Linked DNA regions of Mus musculus: region 1 is linked to region 2. Evidence: chromatin loops called from intact Hi-C (ENCODE). Cell type or tissue: heart. All regions are shown on one strand. Links, peaks and the distances in the headings refer to the core of each region. The heading gives the core; the rest is flanking DNA.

Region 1 (11,311 bases), core at 2,114-10,113, 480 kb before region 2:
TTTGTCCCTGCATAGTTGTTAGTGGTTCACAATGCTGCAAATATGGTAGGAAGATTGATGGTTGCTTTAAAGTGTGGTGTGAGAAGTAATGTGCCTGCGGCTGCTGGCATTTGAGGGCACAGCGACGCTGGACCCCGCCCACCCCGCAGGCTGTTGTACTCCTTACTTCACGCTCAGGTCTTTGTAAAGTTGCTTCTTGGCTTCCCTCTCAGGTCTTTAAGCTAGAATTGTATAGAAGTATTTCTATTTTCTTTTTGTCTTTGGAGAATATTTAGTAATTTTTCTTTGGGCTACAGTCAGATGTGGGGGAGGGGATCAGCTCACTGGGTGGATTGTAGGTGGAGCAATAGTTCAGTGTAGTGGAGCTATTCTTAAAGGTTTATTTCATGTGTTCTTTGCTTGACTCTGTTGGGACGTTTGGTTATAAACTAAGCTACATGTTATTATTTGCCTTGTAGATTTGTAGCCCTTCCTCTTTATCACGTGAATGAATTAACATAATCTTCTGTTTAGTGCCATTAGAGTGCATTGTAGCTGATAGGAGTTTGTTCTTACAGTGATTTCTCTTCTCAGGAATTCAGTGGTTACGTTCAGCAAGTCCAGTATGCGATGGTGAGAATAAAAGCCGCCATGCCAAGAATCTACGAGCTCGCTGCTGGAGGCACTGCTGTGGGGACGGGGTTAAACACCAGGATCGGTTTCGCAGAAAAGGTGGCCGCAAAAGTAGCAGCACTCACAGGTTGGGGACCACATGCATTGCTACTCACGTTCTTCACATAGCTTATGCATCTTGTAGATATTTCTAGGCTGAATTCTTCTGAAATTAAGGAGTAACATGTTCCCATCAAACATGGCTTGTGTCCATGTCAGAAGTTAATAAAGTTTATCTTACTTTTAAGGCTTCCATATAAGAGTTCATGTTCATGCGTTTACATGTTTTGTTTGTTGTCTGCTAGCATTTAGTCCTTTCCCTTCAAAGCTGTGTTAAGTATTTTTCAAAGAAAGCAGAAACAGTTGACTGTTGAGAAACTTATCACATGATAAGTGCACTGATAGCTTGGTTTTTGCGTGTCATATTTCTTTGCTGTAATATCTTTAAATACTATCCCCCCCCCCGCTAGTACAGTATTGTTATTGTTATTAGAACCAGCTTGTCATGTCCAGAAAACTGATTAAGATGCTGATGCTACCATAAGGTTAGGGTAGTAATAAGTATATAATACATATCACAAGTATATTCAGTTTTTAAAATTTGTATATATATGTATACAATGTATTGGGTTTTCAGCCCTCATCTAATCCCCAAAAATGTCTCCCTCCCAACTTCAAGTTCACCCCCACAGTATGTATCCCCAAGTTTAATTTGTGCTGCCCATATATGGCTATGCATTGGTGTGGGATCATCACTGGGATATGAGCAATCCACTCAAAGAAAAGCGATTCTCCTTCCTCCAGCTGCGGATAGTTTCTCAGGCAGTACAGGGAGTGTTCTTCCCACGCAGTAGCTGGTTCTGTCCAGAGGACAGCACTTCATAGCTCTCCTGCCAGCTTCTAGCCAGCCATTCCTCCTGCCTTCTCTTCTGAGATGCCTTTGGGCCTTGGGGTCAGGATGATACAGATGGGTTTCTGTGGCTCACACTTATTCATTAGCTGAGGGTTTTTCTTTTTTCTTCCTTTTGTTTTTTGTTTTTTTGAGACAGGGTTTCTCTGTGTAGCCCTGGCTGTCCTGGAACTCACTTTGTAGACCAGGCTGGCCTCAAACTCAGAAATCCGCCTGTCTCTGCCTCCCGAGTGCTAAGATTAAAGGCGTGCGCCACCACTGCCCGGCTCACATTTTAATAGTCAGGAACTGTATTAGGATTTGGAGTACCCGGATCTCAGAATCTTTGCTTGGGGGATGGGTGGACTTGTGTCCTCAAGAGTAGATCAGAAGAGTAGACAGAAGATCAGAGTGTAGACAGAGGCAGACTGGATTTCACAGTTCTCATGCTTGCTCAAGAGCAGTCAGGCTTTGTAGGCATGTACTTCTTACAGAGCTCTGTTAGGAAGGAGGCCTTTGGGGAGGTCTTATTTGAGTATTAACATAGCTCGACTCTCAAGCGTTTTCCTCAAGTGGAAAGTTGCATTTATTTTTTATTGATTTATAGATTTGGATATGTAGATTTATTGATTTATAGTACTGGGAATCAAACTCAGCCAGAACGTTGCACACACTAAGCAAGCAGCGTCACTGAATTGCGCACCCACCTCTCTGTTCTAGTTTGCTTTGTGTGCTCTGGGCTTTGTTTAACTTGCTTAACATTGGCAGGCGTGTTTACTCTCCCTGTTTACCCTCGGCGCTCCTTCCTCCTGCAGGTTTGCCTTTTGTCACTGCCCCGAATAAGTTTGAAGCTCTGGCTGCTCATGATGCTCTGGTTGAGCTTAGTGGAGCCATGAACACTGCCGCCTGCAGTCTAATGAAGATAGCGAATGATATTCGCTTCCTGGGTTCTGGTCCTCGGTCAGGTTTGGGAGAGCTGATCTTGCCTGAAAACGAGCCAGGGAGCAGCATCATGCCAGGTCCGTATGCACATAGCTGATAAATGCGGGAGCAGGGCTTTGCAATCACAGGACATGTCTCTTCACTCACTGCCATCCTTGAAGCAGTGGGGATGTATGGGGAACACTGCTTTACAGTTCTTCTAGAACTTTTAGGAGTATCACCAGGTCAGGACATGAGTGGAGTTAGCAGCCTGGTGGAGTTCCATATTGGAGCTTCTGTGTGGTTGTATCCTTCAGCCTAAGCCGAGAGCCCCGCAGAGTGCAGCAGTCAGCCTGGGCTGCAGGAATATAAACCCTGCTGAAGTCTGTGTGTCATGCTTTGCCTCCGGCTCTGTCCTGTTAAGTCAGAGTGGCAAACACTAGAGCCTGGCCGGTGAATGGAGCTGGATGAACAGACGTTAGGGAGTGGCTAATGAGTTGACTTTAGTTGGAGAAATATCTTGATATTGGGTTCTACTCACTCAGCATTTTACTGGTGGCTTAGGGTAGACGAAGAACACTTGCTTATCAGTCAGCAGAGAGCAAAAGTTGAGGTGGCACATGTTGCAGAACAGAGTCAAGATTCACAAAGGCTCCTTTGGAGGCCAGTTGACCTATACTAAAACTGACAAAGTAATAATTTATTGTATAAATTTTTATATAGATTGTATATGCTAGATTTTAAACTATATATGTTATATATGTGCATAGACTGAAAGATCTCGATTTGCAATACTTTGTATTGATATATAATCAACTAGACATATAGTCTAGTTGATTGCAAATTCAATAATTGTTAAAAAGAAATGGAACCAAGTATGGTATGTACATGGTTAACCCTGGCACTTTGGTGACTGAGGCTAGAAGATTATAAATTCAAGGCCAACCTGGGTAATATAAATATTTCAGGCCTAACTAGGTAACTAAGCAAAACCATGTTTCCAAAAGAAAAGACAAATGGAAGAACATCACAGACAAAGGGCCAGTTGTCCAGTGCATTCTCTACAGAGACAGTGTGTGTGTGGCGCTTCTTAAGGAGCTCTGCTGCGCTGGAGCCTTGGGTACGTGGGCGGTAAATAGCGTTCCAGCGTAGAATCTCCCCATAGCAGCACGGCCTTCTCTGTGTAGACCTTATTTATTGGAGTTGTCATCTTTTTTCTTGGCTGCCACCCTCTTGAAGGGTAGAGTCTTGTCTTTCTAATTATGTATTTTGAGCCTGGTTGCCTAAATGCATACACAAGAATGAAAACCATAACAATGGGAACCTGTATTAGTTTTCCTTAAGTGAATCTGTGTGCCTATGCGTCCCCCTTTCTTTGATATTTTTTTTTGTCTGTGATATTGGGGATTGAACCCAGGGCCTCCCTCATGTTTGACAAGTATTTCTGTCTTTAAGTTGTATTCCTAGAATTCTTTATACTTTTCAAGTCAAGATCTCACTAAGTTGCCTAGGCTGGCCTTGACTCAGAAGCTCAGGTAGTCCTTGAACATGGAATATTTATGCCTCCACCTCTTAAGTGACTAAAATTGCAGCCTGTGCCTCAACTTTGCCTTATTTTATGCCTTTATTTAAAAACATTAGATTTCATTCTTTGACTAATATAAAAACAGTCTTAAGTCATATAGGAAACCATGATTATATTTGATGAGATTCTACACTGGTTTTCTCAAAGGAAAGGTGAACCCTACTCAGTGTGAAGCGATGACCATGGTTGCAGCCCAAGTCATGGGGAATCACGTTGCTGTTACCGTTGGAGGCAGCAATGGACATTTTGAACTGAATGTGTTTAAACCAATGATGGTAAGCCTTCAATTTAATTTTTAGCAGTTTTTGATTGAAGACCAATAGCCAGTGCTCTTGTCTTCCTTGAAGGTTTCTGGAGCTTCCACGGAAGCTAGCTGTGTAGTAGGTAATCTTAGTCCTACTGGAATAACCTGGCATATCGGGAGTTAGTCTACTCAGCTCAAGGGATTTGGTAGTCTGCTTTTTAGGTGGAATGAAGATGTGTGGAAGTAAGACAGGGGTTTCTTTGTCTTCTGCTGCCATTGATGCCAGCAGCTAGAATCAGTTCAAGTCTGTCTAGCACCTTCCTTAAAGCCCTGTCTCCTGCTCAGGCTGTTGCTTTGTGCCATCTTTCTTCAGATTTGGTTGCGAAAGCCTGACCCATTGTCACTTTCTCTTACGGTTTGATAACTGGTCCAGCCTCAGCCCCTTCACATACTTGCTCTGAGCTCTGTCATCTCCATCATCATTTCCTCCTTCTTCTGTCTCATCATCATCTTTCTTTCTCATCCATTCTCTTAGGGTACCATGTTGACCCTTTCTCTGTTTCTTTAGTGCTTTCCCTGTCCGCAGCAAAGCTTTTTTAAATTTATTTTTTGCCTTTTGCATATGGCTTGGAAACTGTCCTCCAAACTTCTCCTTTTTCCTTCATCATTCCAAATATGGAGCAAAATGGTGTCATCTTCTATGCAGGTTCCTGAGCTTCAGGTAGCCAAGCTGTGTCACTATTAAGTCCTTCATTCGTACAGTGCTCTATCTGAAATACACTAGAGGCTTATTTCTTACTGGTTTGTCGTATAAAGTCTAATTGATTAGAATACCCAAATAACTGTGAGTGTATTTTTTTAAGTTTCACTGTGGCTCACACAATTTTAGGTGCTCACAATAAAGCAATAAATGTGAAGTTTTTGGTTTTTGCATTCATGGCATGTATACCCTGCTAGGATTGGTCAATGAAAGACAGGCTGGAGTGAGCTTTAGATCTGTATCCTTTTGCATCCAGGCCAGGTGCCTGACATGTCCAGATGCAGAACAACTGCTTCTGCTATATTTTAATCCTTTCTTATGTTTTAAAAGTAATGCCACCTTACCCCTTCTTTATAAATATGAAGAAGGAAAAGAAAAGGTTTGGTGGAAACAGTCGTTCATGGCTTAAAGTAAAACCACTGCTTCAGAGCCTGAGAGAAGGATGGACATTGGGGTGGGGAGTAGACTCAACTGAGGAAAAAAAGGTTGGCTTTAATTAGAAAATCAAGATGAAATTTGATTTACAATTGAGTCATTTCAAATTAAGCTGTAACGTCTAGTTTCTGTTAGAGTCTATTGGTGGAAGTATTATTTTCTTCCAGACCTTTTTGAGTTTTAGACAGAGGTATACATGGGAAGTGTTGCTTAAAAGAAACAGGTATTAAATGTACCAGTTGGCTTTCTATGACCTTAAACATCATGTGATGTTATTTTAAAATGAACTGGACTGTTCTGTTAACCACAAAACCAGAGAATCCAAAAGTTAGCGCGCATCTCAGGACTCCGAGCTTCTGCTCTGCTTTCTCTTGCATAGAGGAGTCTTCATCCACTTCTGGCTATCGGCTTCTGTGACAAGCAGGATGACTGGATTGTGGATACAACAAATCTTGCCCGTTTAGCATGTTCTCCATGGGCTGTTTTATATTAGTCACTCACCAAGGGCTGTCTTGAGATACTTATCCACCAAGGGCTGTCTTGTGTTAATTGCACACACATCTTTTTTTTTTTTTTTCTTTAATCATTTTTAGATTTGTAACTTTGTGTCCTCAGAGTCTCCCTTTCTCACTTGTTTTCTGGGTATTATACTGCAGGATTGGTAGGAGTGGTGTACGGTTATGGAATTACATGTCCAGTATGGAACAGCAAATAATGCATGTCATTGGACAAAAGCAAAGCAAAGTGACCCGAGGCTCAGAAACGATTCTCTTTCCTCCTTCCCGTGCCTCTCCCATAGATTAAGAATGTGCTGCACTCAGCCAGGCTACTGGGAGATGCTTCAGTGTCCTTCACAGACAACTGTGTGGTCGGGATCCAGGCCAACACAGAGCGGATCAACAAGCTAATGAATGAGTCTTTAATGTTGGTCACAGCTCTTAATCCACATATAGGTAAGTTTGGAGGGTAATGCCATTTTGAAAACAGTTACTGAAAAGCTTAAAAAAAAGAAACCTTTAAAGTTTTTGAAAAAATCTCTGTGTGTGTGTGTGTGTCTGTCTGTCTGTCTATGTGTATCTGTGTGTCTGTATTGGATATCTATGTCTGTCTGTCTTCCCATGAGGTGCATGTGGAGGTCAGAGCTGAGCTTACAGGGATGGATCAGTTCTCTCCTTCCACCATGTGGGTCTGTGAGCTGGAACTCAGCAGCAGTCGTGTTGGAGAGCAGCCGGGCACACAAAGCATCTCAGCAGCCCTGATTTCATAGTCAGGACCTCGGATGCTGGTGTTTATGCCAACAGCTGGAGAGGGTGACCTGTAAGACCCTCCCTCGTTGGTAACGTCACTAGGTGGCACTGCCTGATCACCGATGATAGCAAATGGATTCATTTGTTTCTTCCTTCCTAGATGCCATGTAATATTTTGATTTTGTTTTATTCAATTCAAATATAGAATGTTACAAATTAAAAGGGAAAGATATATATTGGTGTTTATAGGGAAAGGTAAGAAAACTAAATGGTTTTTCTGAAACTATCTTTTGTGTTCCTAGTCTTTTCCTGATTTTAAGTGTTTTATGCAGACTTAGATTGCAGCTGACCACCACCACTGTCCATCCCATTAAGACATCTGCTCTGGCTTCCACGGGCTGTAGGCCATTGCTGTGGTCTGCTGCTGTGCAGGCCATCGCTGTGTAGATGGCATTGGGCTGCTTTAGAATGAGTAATGATACAATCTTGTATCATGATGCAGTTAACACTTTAGAATGTTCAATAATCCTGACCTTAGGGGGGCTGATATTATTCATGGTTTTATCTATCTATCTATCTATCTATCTATCTATCTATCTATCTATCTACCTACCTACCTACCTACCTACCTACCTACCTACCTATCTATTTTAGTTTTATAGAGTTGGTGAAACGATTTGACTCATTTAAAATTGTTACACACCAGCATTTAAGTCCGAAGGTCCAAAGCAACCCTAGAGGCTTGTGAGAGAAGTGCTTCACCTGACCTTCCTGTGTTGCCAACACTTGTAGGTTAGACGCCCTGTTCAAGCAGATGCCTGGGAAGCATCTTAGACTCTAGGACAGAGACACCCAAAGACCACGTCCCTGGCAAAAGTGCTTTATGATCTCGGCAAGAACCACCGCGCTGGCTGAGTGAGGCCTGGTCTGGGCTCTTAGTGGCTCTGTGATACACGAGGGTCGTACTGAGTACTGGTTTGTGTGGTGGGCAGGGACGCCTACGTTGTAGTCCTCATTCACACAAAAAGCACAGAAGACAGTTTGACCCAAGAGTTTAACGTGACCATTCTTTCTGCAAGTGACTCGGTTACTCCATGCCTGTGCCAGCACAGTGAACGTGCATAGGTTCAGCTAAGACTAAAGTGAAGCAGGCAGTTTGGTTGTGGTTGCAGCCAGACGTGTTCCAACCACACTGCACCACCTGGTTACCACATTGCCTCAGCAGGCCCCGCCCCCTTGGTCATAGTCCTCTGACTTTTAAGTTTACTTTGCCTCTGTCACTGACGTCATCGTCCTTGCCTTTGCCTTCTGTCAGTTTTCAATGTCAGAGCGACCTTGAGAATTTCTCGGTGCCAGCCGTCGTGTAAAAGCAGATGACTGTTGAAGTGAACCAGGGTCTCTGATGTTTTGCTTTTTGAGGCAGGGCTTGCTGTGTAGCCCAGGTTGAGACTCACTGTCATCCCCTGGATGCTAGGGTTACAGTGCATCGTCCTGCCTGGGTTGCCTGGCTTCCTTGGTGCCAATAGATATGTTGGCTAAAACTCTCCCCTCCTTATCCTTGTAATGCCTAAACCCTAAGCAGAAGCCAGGGAATGGCAGCCGGTGTGCTGGAGCACCGAGCAGAGCAGGGCTATGGGAACCATGGGAACTGGTTACCGCCGGTTACATAGCTGTCTGTTCCTACAACCTGCCGCAATGAACGTTTTAGTGCTGCCTTAGAAAGATAATTAATGGACAGCACAGCCAAGTGTGGATTTTATGCTGTGGTGCCTCTTCTCTTCTCTTCTCTTCTCTTCTCTTCTCTCTCTCTTTCTCTCTCTCTCTTTCTTCTTTTTAAATGTTTCTTTTAATTATTGGTCCATTTCAACAAATCTTGGATAAAATGAGGTATGCTTAAGTCTGTTTCTCAAGCAAATCAAGGTTGTATTCTATAGAAGACATGATAGTTATTGGCATGGTCACTTTATAGTTTTAAAATAGATTATGTTATGTAAGAGGCCTGTAACATCAGTATCAGTTGCTTTTTATTTTAGAAAAATTTCACTACTGATGTTTGTGTTGTGTGTCTTCCCTTCAGGGTATGACAAAGCAGCAAAGATTGCCAAGACCGCACACAAGAACGGATCAACCTTAAAGGAAACGGCTATTGAACTTGGCTATCTCACAGCAGAGCAGTTTGATGAGTGGGTGAAACCCAAGGATATGCTGGGTCCAAAGTGACTTCAATAAATTTATATTAAAATAAACTTAAGAAATTTACAAACAAGACCTTTTTAAAATTTAATTTAATTTTTTAACTTATTCACTTTATATCCCACTCACTGTCTCCCTCCCTGTCACTTATTTCCACAATCATCCCCCCACCCCCATCTCCCCTTCTTCTCTTTGCTGGTGGGGTCCCCCCTGGTATCCTCCCCACCCTGACACTTCAAGTCTGCGAGGCTAGGCACTTCCTCTCCCACGAAGGCCAGACAAGAAGGCCCAGCTAGAAGAACATATCCCACACACAGGCAACAGCTTTTGGGATAGCCCCCGCTCTAGTTGTTCAGAACCTACATGAAAACCAGGCTGCATGTTCTGCTATGTATGTGTGGGAAGCCTAGGTCCAGCCTGTGTATGTTCTTTTGTTGGTTTGGATTCTGAGAGTCCCAAGAGTCCAGGTTAGTTGACTCTGTTGGTCTTCCTGTGGAGTTCCTATCCCCTTTGAGGCTTACAATCTTTCCTCCTTTTCTTCCATAAGAGTTCCCAAGCTCTGTCCACTGTTTGGCTATGGGTGTCTCTGTCTGAGTTAGCTGCTGGGTGGAGCCTCACATGTTCCTATCTGTTACCATAACAGAGTAGCATTAATAGTGTTAAGGATTGGTGCTAGCCCATGGGATCGATCTCAAGTTGGGCTGGTTACTGGTTAGCCATTCCCTCACTCTCTGTTCCCTCCTGCGTGCCTGCATTTCCTATAGACAGGTTAAATTTTGGGTTGAAAGTTTTGTGGGTGGGTTGGTGTCTCTTATCGCTCCACTGGGGTTCCTCTCTGGATACAGGAGGTGGCTTCTTCAGGTTCCATATCCCCAATGGTGTGAATCACAGCTAAGATCACCTCCACTGATTCTTGGGCACCTCCCTTAAGACTGTTTTTAAATGAAAATGAGAACATTAAAGAGGATACTATGTATACTTGAGAATCTTTAAGCAGCAAATTAGTCATTTGCATGAAGCTCCAGGATTACAGTAAACTAAATCAGTGCAAAATAAAGTTTATTTTATAAAAGAAAAGGCAATAGACTAATTTTTATCTTATGCTAAATAACTTATATAGTCAAACCTCAGATATATGTGCATATGGGTTTATCACCTCAAAAGCTTTTTAAAAGAGCCATCAGTTTTTAAAGACTTAGTTTGTGGTTGGTAGTATGTCACAACTTTCACTGATACTAAAGTTCTTCTTATTGACTCATAAATCATGTCTCTGACTAGCTTCAATTTTCCTGTGTTCTTAGGGCACATGAGATGCCAAGGCCTTTTGAGCAAGGATGCTATATATATATATATATATATATATGTGTGTGTGTGTGTGTGTGTGTGTGTGTGTGTGTGTGTGTGTTTGTATGTGTATGGTATGTGTGTGTTGGTGTCAGGAAATAAGATCAATTAAATACCTGCTATACTACAGTTACAAAGAATGATATGCCTGGGCCAAGAATTCCTCAGTACTTGTTGGAAAAGTATACCATTAACTCTTCCGTAGCAATTCAGTCATTGCTTATATAGAAGACAAGAGTAATTAAAACTAGTCTTAAAGATGTGTTGGGAGATCATTCAGGCTTTTCCTCTCTCTCTCCCTTTCTCTTGTACTGGAGGTGGAAACCAGGTAGTACTAGATAGATACTGTCATTGAGTTCTGTCACCAGTCTCTTTACTTTTTTGGGACAAGGCCTGGGGGGGGGGGTGGTTGCCCAGTTTTCTTGAATTTGCTGTGTGGCCTGGTGTTGATCTTGCAGCCTCATTTCTTCTGAGTAGCTAGGATTGCAGGACTTAACCACAGTTGGCTGAATTCTAATTTGTTAAACTTTAGTGGACATTACAGTTTTTCTTTATTTTTATATATCCGGGTGTTTTCCTTGCATGTATATTGTGCACCATGTTCATGCTTAGTGCCCTGGAGGCCAGAAGAGAGCATTGGATTTCCTGGAACTGGAGTTAAAGATGGCTGAGTCACCACATGGTGCTGGGAATTAAACCCAGGTACCCTACTAGAGCAGCCAGTGTTCTTTATGACCAAACTATGTCTCCAACCGTAGGCCTTTTTATTATAAAGAGTTTTGTATTTCTCAGTGCTGGGGATTCACCCTGGGGCCTCAAGTGTGCTAGCCAGGCTCTACCACTGAGATACCTTCTCACCTATAGTGCTATATTTGCTAGTGGTGGATGGTGACACTACAATGCTACAGCTTGCTTTAGGATAGAGCATGGTTTCTCTTCATTCCTTTTTTAAAGAAAGGTTTTTATTGAAATTAATAAAAATCAGATTTTGTACAACCAAACTTGCAAATAACTGGTAGTTGTAAGAATTGCTGCTTTGTTG
Region 2 (11,311 bases), core at 1,860-9,859:
TTGTCACTAACTCTATACTCCCTGTACTACTCAAGCTTAAGAAACAAGGCTATAGGAACGATCTGATGTGTTGGGTTTTTTTTTAATTCAAGAGTAGGAAAAAAGTTAGTCCACAAAATAAACATTCAAAGATTATTTTAAAAGAAACAGAGCTGTCTCCTGACCATATCTTTCACTTGCATTATTCAGCTTCTGTGTTGTACATTTTCCAAGTACATATATGGCCATTTGCATTTCTAGTCCTTATGAAGTAAAAATTCTTATCTTCATCCTTAGCTAGAGGGGTCATAGTAATTGATGTTCCTGCCATCTATGGGGTATGATTCTGAACAGCTTTGTCACAGGCATCAGTGTTTGTACAAGAGACTGCTCCACAAGGTGTTGTGGAGAGTTCCAGAATGGAGAAATAATCTCCTTTGCCATTCCCTCTCTACTGAGTTCTCATTCAGAAACCTGCTTCAGGAACTTGGGCTTCTCAACCTGTATTTGTCAAGATGCATTAGGACCAAATCCTATTCTTTACTATTCAGCTACCACTTGAATGGCATAGCCTCCTGTCAACTGCTTGTTGGTCTTCTGCCACGACATCATTAAGAATGTCTCGCATAATTTTCAAGGAATTTACTTCAGAAAAATATATTGCCTTTTGGAGTCTGGGATATAGTTCAGTGGAAGAACACTTCCCTGGCACATATAAAGCCTGTGTTTCAATCCCCGGTAAAACACACATACACACACACACACACACACACACACACACACACACACACACACACACACACACACGCACCTGCATACTTGAGTTATGTTATACTTTTTCCATGTGCAATTTTAGCTTTTGTATTTCTAGTTCATATGAACTCCACATTCTTGCCTCCACTACTCATAGCTAGTCAGGCAATAGTGATCAATAGCAGCTGCTGTGTTTCCTTATCTCAAATGAAGGCAAATATAGCTCAATGCAAAGACCATATTTATAAGGAATCTCCACAGGGGTAGCCTTATGAAAAGGAATATTCAATGAGCCTCACCCTGTGATCTCATTCAACATGCAGACCCATATAATTAATTAGTCTTGGGCTTTGTGGAATCCAGGTTGCACACTTAATGAAAAGTTAAGTCAGAAGATGCTCTGGGAATTAGAACTCTATCTACAGACCTTGTTGTCTTACTATATTCCTGAGATCCATCAGGATAATTTTAAACATGAGAAGATTTGCACTCTTGCCACTCCAGGCTCTGCTACTCCTCTCACAGTTCTATAACTTTGCTTCCATGGCCAACTTGGATGCTGGCCAAGCAGACCAAGGAAAGTGGCAGAGATGGGAAGCACACTGTATGTAAGTGACTCTGTTCATAGTGGAACATCTTCTGGATATATGCCCAGGAGTGGTATTGCTGGATCGTCCGGTAGAACTATGTCCAATTTTCTGAGGAACCGTCAAACTGATTTCCAGAGTGGTTGTACCAGCTTGCAGTCCCACCAGCAATGGAGGAGTGGTCCTCTTTCTCCACATCCTAGCCAGCATCTGCTGTCACCTGAGTTTTGATCATAGTCATTCCGACTGGTGTGAGGTGGAATCTCAGAGTTGTTTTGATTTGCATTTCCCTGATGATTAAGGATGTTGAACATTTTTTAGGTGCTTCTCAGCCATTTGGTATCCCTCACTTGAGAATTTTTTGTTTAGCTCTGAAACCCATTTTTTTTAAATAGGGATATTTAGTTTTCTGGAGTCCAACTGCTTGAGTTCTTTATATATATTAGATATTAGCCTCCTATTGGATTTAGGATAGGTAAAGATCTTTTCCCAATCTGTTGGTTGCCTTTTGTTCTTATTGACAGTGTCCTTTGCCTTTCAGAAGTTTTACAATTTTATGAGGTCCCATTTGTTGATTCTTGATCTTACAGCACAAGCCATTGCTGTTCTGTTCAGGAATCTTTCCCCTGTGCCCATATCTTTGAGGCTCTTCCCCACTTTCTCCTCTATAAGTTTCAGTGTCTCTGGTTTTATGTGGAGTTCTTGGATCCACTTAGACTTGAGCTTTTTACAAGGAGATAAGTATGGATCGATTCGCATTCTTCTACATGCTGACCGCCAGTTGAGCCAGCACCATTTTTTGAAGATGCTGACTTCTTTCCACTGGATGGTTTTAGCTCCTTTGTCAAAGATCAAGTGACCATAGGTGTGTGGGTTCATTTCTGGGTCTTCAATTCTGTTCCATTGATCTACCTGTCTGTCATTGTACCAGTACCTGGCACATTTTATCACAATTGCTCTGTAGTACAGCCTGAGGTCAGGAATGTGATTCCACGAGAGAGGTTCTTTTATTGTTGAGAATAGTTTTGCTATCCTAGGATTTTTTTTAATTCTACATGAATTTGCCAATTGCCCCTTCTAACTCTGTGAAGAATTGAGTTGGAATTTTGATGAGGATTGCATTGAATCTCAGAGCAACTGACCAATGAGTGACTCCTGTGAAATTAAGCAAGAAAGATGCTAAGATCTCTTGAATGTACATGATACATCCTTGCAGTTGACAATACAACCTAGAAAGAATTCAAAATGGTCAAGTTGGATACACTTTCACGAAATTGCACTTTACAAAATGATTTTTATCTATCTAGATTTTACACTGATTTAATCTCTTTAAAATTTTTACTTTTCATTGTTATTTGTTAATAAAAAAGTATGGCAGCCAATAAATGATTACCATCTCTTAGCATTCTAGCTATTTGTGACTTTATAATGCCAGTATTTGGATGTTGAACCTTGTGCTTTCATCACTATTTATTTTTGTCTAAAAAGGATGACAACAGAAGATTAAACTTGAGAGTCAGTGACAAGTATCTCGACACTTAGTGCAATTTCTATATTTAGTGTTTCAGTGTTAATGAGCAGCTAAGAAATGATGGTATTTTTCCTTTCAGCTGTTTACCTCTGCAAGAGAACAATGCAAAACAAGGCAAGGCTAGAGCTAGCAGATTATGAAGCCGTAAGTACCACGGATGCTCACACAGTGGTAGAAAATGAGAAGAAATCAGGCCTTTGGCCATGTCTGGGTACTCTCTTCCTTTTGGCATTGATGAATCATAAGGACCAGGCTGCCTTGGATCTGACAGCCCAGTGGTTTAGCAAACCCCTCTTTGTCTGTCTCCTATCTCTCTACACATTAAAAAGAGTAGAATTTTAAACATATAAACTCAATGTATAAGGAAAAGCCTATCTTATTTTAAACTTACTTAACTATAAAAGTTTCAGATAAATACTGTATTGATGATGCCCAAACTATTAAGGATTGAAAACCTTTGACACTGGGGACCAATTTAGCAGAACCATCAGATTGATCACCACCACGAGATACGGGCAGTCTAATGTAATGTGTCCAAGCAATTGCTGTGTTGTGATAACTAACTTGGAGCATTGTGCAGTACAAAATACTGGGCTACCACGGGCTGATAGCTATTTTCAGGACCTGAACAAACTTATTGGATCAGCAGTGGGAAGACATTGCTTTCCTGTCTCTCTAAAACGTGGGCACAGAAAGATCCAGTGAATTTTTCTTCAGCACTTTTCTCAAACAAAGTAGTATTCAATGCTTATATTGGGTTTCCTATAACAAAAGTGATGTTGGTCAATGCCTTGGGCTGTAGCTTTCTAGGTAGGATGCTTGCCTAGTATGCACAAAGTTCTGTTTTCTATCCCCAGCACTGTATAAACTGGGCACGTTGGCAGCTATCAATGATGCCCTCACTGGGAAGGCAGAGATGGGGGGTGGGGAGGGAATCTCAAGGTCATCCCAGCTGCCAGGAGTTAGAGGCTAGCCAGGGCCCATGAGGCTCATGATGAGTTGAGTTCCGAGAGCAGAGTTGATTCAGATTCAGAGTGTATTGTAAAACTTTAGAAACTCTAAAAGGAACATTAGAATGCCCTCAGGTGTTCTATGTTTTTCAGGAGAGCCTGGCCAGGCTGCAGAGAGCATTTGCCCGGAAGTGGGAGTTCATTTTTATGCAAGCAGAAGCACAAGCTAAGTGAGTCCTTGTGAAGCTTCGTTCAAATGTGGCCTTCTGTACAGAGTGGACCCCTTCTAACTCTTCATCATTACCATCTTGACAGAGTGGACAAGAAGAGAGACAAAATTGAAAGGAAGATCCTCGATAGTCAAGAGAGAGCATTCTGGGATGTCCACAGGCCTGTGGTAAGTACATTTGAAGGTGTGTTTCCAGGAACTCACGTCTCAGGTTTGGAAGAAAAAGAGTGCCCTAGAAAAGACCCTGTTCCCTTCACAGTATGTCTGGGTGTCTGGCTGAATATGTTAAGCACAGATTGCCACCTCTGTAGAAGATGAGACTTACTGCAATATCTATTTATAAAAAGGATGCCTTTCCCTGTGTGGCTAGCCAGCTCTCACTGGACATTTGCACTGCCTGATTCATTAACACTTTAAAGGGGAAAAAACACTCCAAATATAACATCATTTTTCTGCTTATGTCTCCTTTTTTGGCATTCTAGAAACCGAATTATAATGTTATCACTTGCCTTTATTTTCTTCTTAGAGTTTATTAATGCCTAATGTGTCTTTTGAAAGTTAGAGTGTCATCACGTTTAAATCAGTTCATATTTCCTATCTTTTTTTTACATTTGCTTATTTATTTTTATATATGAGGGATGGGGCATGTGTAGAAGTCAAAGAACAAGTTGTGGGAGTACTTTCTCTTTCTGTGGACTCCTGGGATTAAACTCATATATCAAGCTCAGTGGTAAAGACCTTTACACTCTGAGCTACCTCACCTGTCAATTCATACTTCTAATGATACCACTTTGAGTCTATGAATTTAGCTCTTCTCTCTGTCAAACTATGTGCCTCAATGTAACAAATACTGAATGTTCTTAATGCCAAAAAACTTTGTGGAAGATATTTAACCATGGTTGTAAGTCCCCACATAGCTACTGTGCATGGGACAACAAGCATGCAATGCTAGAACTCAGGAGGTTTAGGCAGGAGGACTGAGTCCAAGGTCTGCCTAGAATACATAACATGCTGGTCTCTAAAGAAACAAACAAGGGAATACAGAAATGGCTTTGGGCTTATGTGCCTATACTACTCTTTCCCACAGGACTTGGGTTCAGTTAATTGTGTTGGGTGACTCACAGCTACCTACAGTTCCATCATCTGGGCATCTAACACCCTCTTCTGGTTTCTGGCCTCTGTAGAAACTACCTCTTTGTGTGTGTGTGTGTGTGTGTGTGTGTGTGTGTGTGTGTGTGTGTGTGTGTTATGTGTATTTGCATGTCTAACCTCATTTTTATTTTGAAAAGATATCTTTCTCTTTTATTGATTTCTTTTAATAAAGACAGACCAGTAGAGAGTACTTATATAGGCATTGCTAGAATAAATTACAGGTGCACAGCAAGAGAAAGAAATCATGGAAAATGACTTATAGATACCTTAAAGATTTCCTTTCAACTATCTTCTGAGCCAAACCAAAATAGAAAGAATCCAGAGACCTATTTTCATATGTATGTATTTCAAATCAGACACCAGACACCCATGCACTTGTCAAGTTTTACTTTGAATTTGTTGTCGTTTGAATTCTCAAGAGAGAAGAATTGTGTTACCTGGCTTTTCTGTTCAAAATAGAATAGATATTTGGAGTTTTATTATCCGTGGTGAAGAAGGAATTGTGAGAGCATGCGTGTAAACATCATGAGGCTAGAACGCAGAATCTCTGCTTTCTTTTCTTTAAATTTTTTTAATTACATATTTTCTTTATTTACATTTCAAATGCTATCCTGAAAGTTCCCTATACCCTCCCCTGCCCTGCTCCCCTACCCAGCCACTCCCACTTCTTGGCCCTGGCATTCCCCTGTACTGCAACATATAAAGTTTGCAAGACCAAGGGGCCTCTCTTCCCAATGATGGCCAACTAGGCCATCGTTTTGATTTGCATTTCCCTAATGAATCTCTGCTTTTATTTTTTAAATATTTTTTATTAGGTATTTTCCTCATTTACATTTCCATGCTATCCCAAAAGTCCCCCATACCCTCCCTCCCACTCCCCTACCCACCCACTCCCACTTTTTGGCCCTGGCGTTCCCCTGTACTGGGGCATATAAAGTTTGCGTGTCCAATGGGCCTCTCTTTCCAGTGATGGCCAATTAGGCCATCTTTTGATACATATGCAGCTAGAGTCAAGAGCTCCGGGGTACTGGTTAGTTCATAATGTTATACCACCTATAGGATTGCAGATCCCTTTAGCTCCTCTGCTTTCTTAAAGCAGCCTCAGGAAGCTGGAGAAGCCTTGCCGAGTTAGCGTTCTTCCATTACTAAGTTCACATTTCCATAGAGCCCATAATGGAGGAGGGAGCCATGGTCTCAAAGGATTCATTCCATCATGGTGAAGAAGACAGGCGACAAGAGCATGTGTCCCTTAGTGGTGGGCCAGAAAACACACACAGAAAGTAGTGAACAGGAATAATACTCTGTTAAGGACCTGCTCCTGGTCACCTACTTCTTCCAGCTGGACTACCCCTCTGGTGGTTTCCACAACTTCCCAAAACAGCACCACCTGCTGGAAACAAATTGAAATCCTGAGCCTGCAGAGGGTGTTGATTCCAATATTCACTGCATAATGGAACATAATCTCATGATTTATTATGCTTCTCTGATCCACTTTCTTTACACTACTCTGAAGCTCCACCTCCTCCCCACAAAGACCAGTCTGTGGTGCATGTTTTCTAAAGAAGATTAGACTTGGATTGTCCTTGTGCTTTGGAGACGTGGTCACCTAAATCAACTCTCTTTTCAATTATTTACTGCCCCCATGCTGCAGGTCTATGCATAGCTTATGTCCAATTTTCAGAAAGGCCAATACCATAATGTTGTCATCGACAAAGTTTACAGCTGAGGACCGTGCCATCAGGTTACAAATTATGCAATGCTTTAAGTACATTTCAGATTTTGTTGTTGTTGGGTATGATTTAGTGTTTAGACAGACTCATAGCTATCCATATCTGTGTGTTGCTAAGGGTTGGCCACACCTGCCTGAGAGGTGATTAAGTAATAGCAGTTAAAGTTTTTTTAATTAATTTTTTTCACTTATGTTTATTAGGTTTATACATGTTGTGGCATAAATCAATATTTTTGTTTTTACAATTGAATAGTATTAGACCTCAGGGATGTGGTACATTTTATCTATCCACCCATCAGCTGAGAAACATTTTTTTTTCATTTTGACTATCATGAATAACACTGCAACATTTGTGTGCAAGTACTGTGTTAGGTTCTGTTTTGATTGTGTAGATAGTGACAAACCCTGATCATTCTCCACTTACTTGTGAGAAAAAGAAAATTAGTTTTCTGCCATGAAAGAAATAGTATTATTGGTTGAGTTTCCTATGTTATGACTGTGTTCCCTGGTATATGAACACAATTTATTTCTAAGGGATCCTGTAGAAATACTTGAAAATAAAAAATATATATATGTCTTAGTTGAAGAAAGGTAAATTAGTAAGGTACATTCAAATATTAGAAAGTGTTTGTTTATGGATTTTCAGATTAAGATTTATCCACTATTTATTATTTTTCAGTGCTAAGGATCAAACCCAGAGCTTTGTTCACTATGGGTGCTAGGCAAGCACTCTACCACTGAACTTCCCTCCAGGTCCTTTGCTTATAGACTTCTGATCCGGTACAATGGAGATGGCTGTTTTTGCTTAATTACTTCACGTCCCATTCACTGCCTACCCTCCAGCTCATTCTCTCCCACATTCCCCATCCCCACCCTAGCCTTAGAGGCTAGGCACATCCTCTCCCACTGAGGCCAGACAAGCCAACCCACCTAGAAGAACATATCCCATGGACAGACAACAGCTTTTGGGTTACCCCCACTCCAGTTGTTCCAGACCCACATGGAGACCAAGCTGCACATCTGCTACATATGTGTAGAGAGGCCTAGGTCTAGCCGGTGTTTAGTCTTTGCTTGGTGGTTCAGTCTCTGACAGGCACAAGGGTCCAGGTTAATTGACTCTGTTGGTCTTCCTGAGGAGTTTCTATTTCCTTCGGGGCACCACAATACTTCCTCTTATTCTTTATTAAGCGTCCCCAAGCTCCTTCCACTGTTTTGTTGTGTGTATCTGCATTGATCTGAGTCAGTTCAAGGGTGGAGCCTCTCAGAGGATAGTCATGCTAGACTCAAGTCTGCAAGCTTAACAAAGTATCATTAATAGTGTCAGGGATGGGTACTTGCTCATGAGATGGGTCTCAAGTTGGGTTGGTTATTGGTTGGCCATTCCCTCAGTCTCTGCTCCATCCCTCATCCCTGAATTTCTTGTAGATGGGATAAATTTGGGGCTGAAAATTTTGTTGGTGGTCTGGTGTCTCTATCACTCCTCTAGATTTCCTGCCTAGCTACAAAAGGTGGCCTCTTAAAGTTCCATATCTCCAATGCTGTGAGTTACAGCTATAGTCACCCCCATTGATACTTGAGCATATCCATTAAATCAGGTCTCTTTCTTGTCCTGGAAATGCCCAATACCTCCTCACCCTGTCAGCTGCCGATTTCCATTCATTTTCATGGCCATCTGACCATCTATTCTGTCTCTCCCCAAAACCTGATCTAGAACCTCCTATTTCTCTTCCTATCTCCTTTCTCACCCAGATCCCTCCCCCCCCATCTGCCTCTTATGATGATTTTAGTCCTCCTTCTAAGTGAGACTCAAGTATCTCACTTGGGCCTTTCTTCTTGTTTAGCTTTCTTTGGTCTGGGAAACATAGCATGAGTATCCTGTATTTTATGGTTAATATCCCCTTCTAAGTGGGTACATTCCATGCATGTCCTTTTGGGACTGAGTACCCTCACTTAGGAAGATATTCTCAAGTTCTATCCATTTGCCTGCAAAACTCATAATGTCTTTGTGATTTTCACAGCTGAATAATATTCCATTATATAGATGTAGCACATTTCCTTTATCCATACTTCAATTGAGGGACATCCAGGTTGTTTCCAGTTCCTGGTTATTATGAGTAAAGCTGCTATGAAAATAGTTGAGCAAGCGTCTTTGTAACATGGTGGATCATGGTTTGGGTATATGGCAAGGAGTGGTATACCTGGGTTTGACATTGAACTATTCCAAGTTTTCTGAGAAACCTCCAAATTGATTTCCAAAATGGTTGTACAACTTTGCACTCCCATCAACAATGGAGTGTTCCCCTTGGGCCACATCATCACCAGAATGTGCTCCCTCTTGAGTTTTTGATCTTAGCCTTTCTGGTGGGTATAAGATGGAACCTCAAAGTTGTTTTGATTAGTTTTTACCTGATGAATAAGGACTATGAATATTTCTTTAAGTGCTTCTCAGTCATTGAGTTTCCTCTGTTGAGAATTCTCTGTTTAGCTATTTATCCCATTTTTTAATTTAGGTTGTTGGTGTCTAACTTCTTGAATTCTTTATAAATTTTATATATTAGCTGTCTATCAGGTGGAGGGTTCATGAAGATCCCTTCCCAACTTGTAGGCTGCCATTTTGTCTTATTGACAATTTCATTTGCCTTACAAAAGCTTTTCAGTTTCATGAGGTCTCATTTATAAATTGTTGCTCTTAGAGCCTGAGCCACTTGTGTTCTGTTCAGGAAACTGTCTCCTGCACTAATGCATTCGAGGGTATTTGCCACTTTTTCTTTGATGAGATTTAACATATCCAGTTCAATGTTGAAGTTCTTGATCCACTTGGACTTGAGAAGGATGATAAATATGGATCTATCTGCATTCTTCTACATGGAGACATCCAGTTCACTCAGCAGCGTTTGTTAAAAATGCTTTCTTTTGTCCATTGTATGGTTTTGGCTTCTTTATCAGAAATCAAATGTCCATGGTTGTATAGGTTTATTTCTGGGTCTTCTGTTTGATTCCATTGATCAACATGTCTGCTTCTGTACCAATACCATGCAGTTTTTATCATTATTGATCTGTAGTGTAGATTGAGATCAAGGATGGTGATTCCTTCTGAAGTTCTTTTATTGCTCAGGGTTTTTTGGCCATCCTAGGTTTTTTTGTTTTTCCATATGAAGATTAGAATTGCTCTTTCAAGGTCTACAAAAATGTGCTGGCATTTTGATTGAGATGGCATTGAATCTGTAGGTTGCTTTTGGTAAGATGGACATTTTCACTATATTCATCCTACCTATCCATGATCATGGGAGATCTTTCAAGTTTCTGATATCTTCTTAAATTTCTTTCTGCAGGGAGTTGAAGTTCTTATAATACAGATTCTTCGCTTGTTTGGTTAGAGTTACACCAAAGTATCATTCATGGCTATTATAAAAGGTGTTGATTCCCCAATTTTTTTCTCAGCTCTTTTATCATTTGTATAATGGGAGATACTGATTGAATTGAGTTAATTTTGTATCCAGCTCCTTTGCAGAAGGAGTTTATCAGCTGTGTAGTTCTCTGGCGAATTTTTGGGGTCACTTATATGTCCTATCCTATCATTTCCAAATACTGATATTTTGACTTCTTTGTTTCTTGTTTGTGTTTGGCTAGAACTTCAAGTACTACATTGAATATATAGGGGGAGATTGGGCAACCTTGTCTTTAATTTTAGTGAAATTGCTTTAAATTTCTTGCCATTTAGTTTGATGTTGGTTATTGGCTTGCTGTATATTGCTTTTTTATGTTTAGGTATGTGCCTTGTATCCTCGATCTCTCTAATACTTTTAACATGAAGTGGTGTGGATTTTGTCAAAGGTTTTGTTTTGTTTTTTTTTCTGCACCAAATGAAGCATTCTCAGAATCTAATGAGATGATCATGTAAATTTTTTTCTTTCAGTTTGCTTATATGAAGGATTATGTTGATATATTTTTGTATATTGAACCATCCTTGGGGTAAAGCAGTCTTGATCACGATGAGTGATTTTTTTATGTGTTCTTGGATTTGATATGCAAATATTTTATTGAGTATTTTTGGATCAATGTTAATAAAAGAAATCAGTCTGAAGTACTATTTCCTTGTTGAGTCTGTATAGTTTAGGAATCATGGTGACTGGCTTTATAGAATGAGTTTGGCAGTGTTCATTCTGTTTCTATTTTGTGAAATAGTTTGAGGAGTGTTGGTATTAGCTATTCTTTGAAAGTCTGATAGAATACTACACTAAAACCATCTGACCCTGAGCATTTTGGGGGGGGGGGGGTATTGGGAGACTTTTAATGACTGCTTCTATTTCTTTAGGGATGTTTACATAGTTTGCCTGATCTTCATTTAATGTTGGTAAGTAGTATCTGTGTAATACTGTACACAGATACTACTTACCAACA

What was found. Peaks named below come from ENCODE experiments on the same cell type or tissue, not always from the same donor. Only the 100,000 strongest peaks of a DNase experiment are listed, where the experiment ranks them.
Region 1: a loop joins it to region 2, with 3 times the contacts of the local background. A loop is called at or near these places in 5 of 42 quality-filtered maps.

What each region holds. Positions count from the first base shown.
Region 1 is chr1:175,599,065-175,610,375 of GRCm38, reverse strand. Fh1 (fumarate hydratase 1) reads left to right here. Exons shown (of 10, transcript NM_010209.2): 6 at 574-739; 7 at 2,356-2,559; 8 at 4,194-4,321; 9 at 6,285-6,438; 10 at 8,810-8,998. The coding sequence ends at 8,952. Among named protein-coding and RNA genes, the nearest start is that of Fh1, 21 kb to the left of the region's middle. In heart, for the core only: a CTCF peak has its summit at 6,850 (motif pointing right); no DNase peak of the experiment used is centred there.
Region 2 is chr1:175,114,614-175,125,924 of GRCm38, reverse strand. Rgs7 (regulator of G protein signaling 7) reads left to right here. Exons shown (of 18, transcript NM_001347195.1): 7 at 2,930-2,994; 8 at 3,954-4,030; 9 at 4,116-4,197. Among named protein-coding and RNA genes, the nearest start is that of Grem2, 200 kb to the right of the region's middle. In heart, for the core only: a CTCF peak has its summit at 6,586 (motif pointing left); no DNase peak of the experiment used is centred there.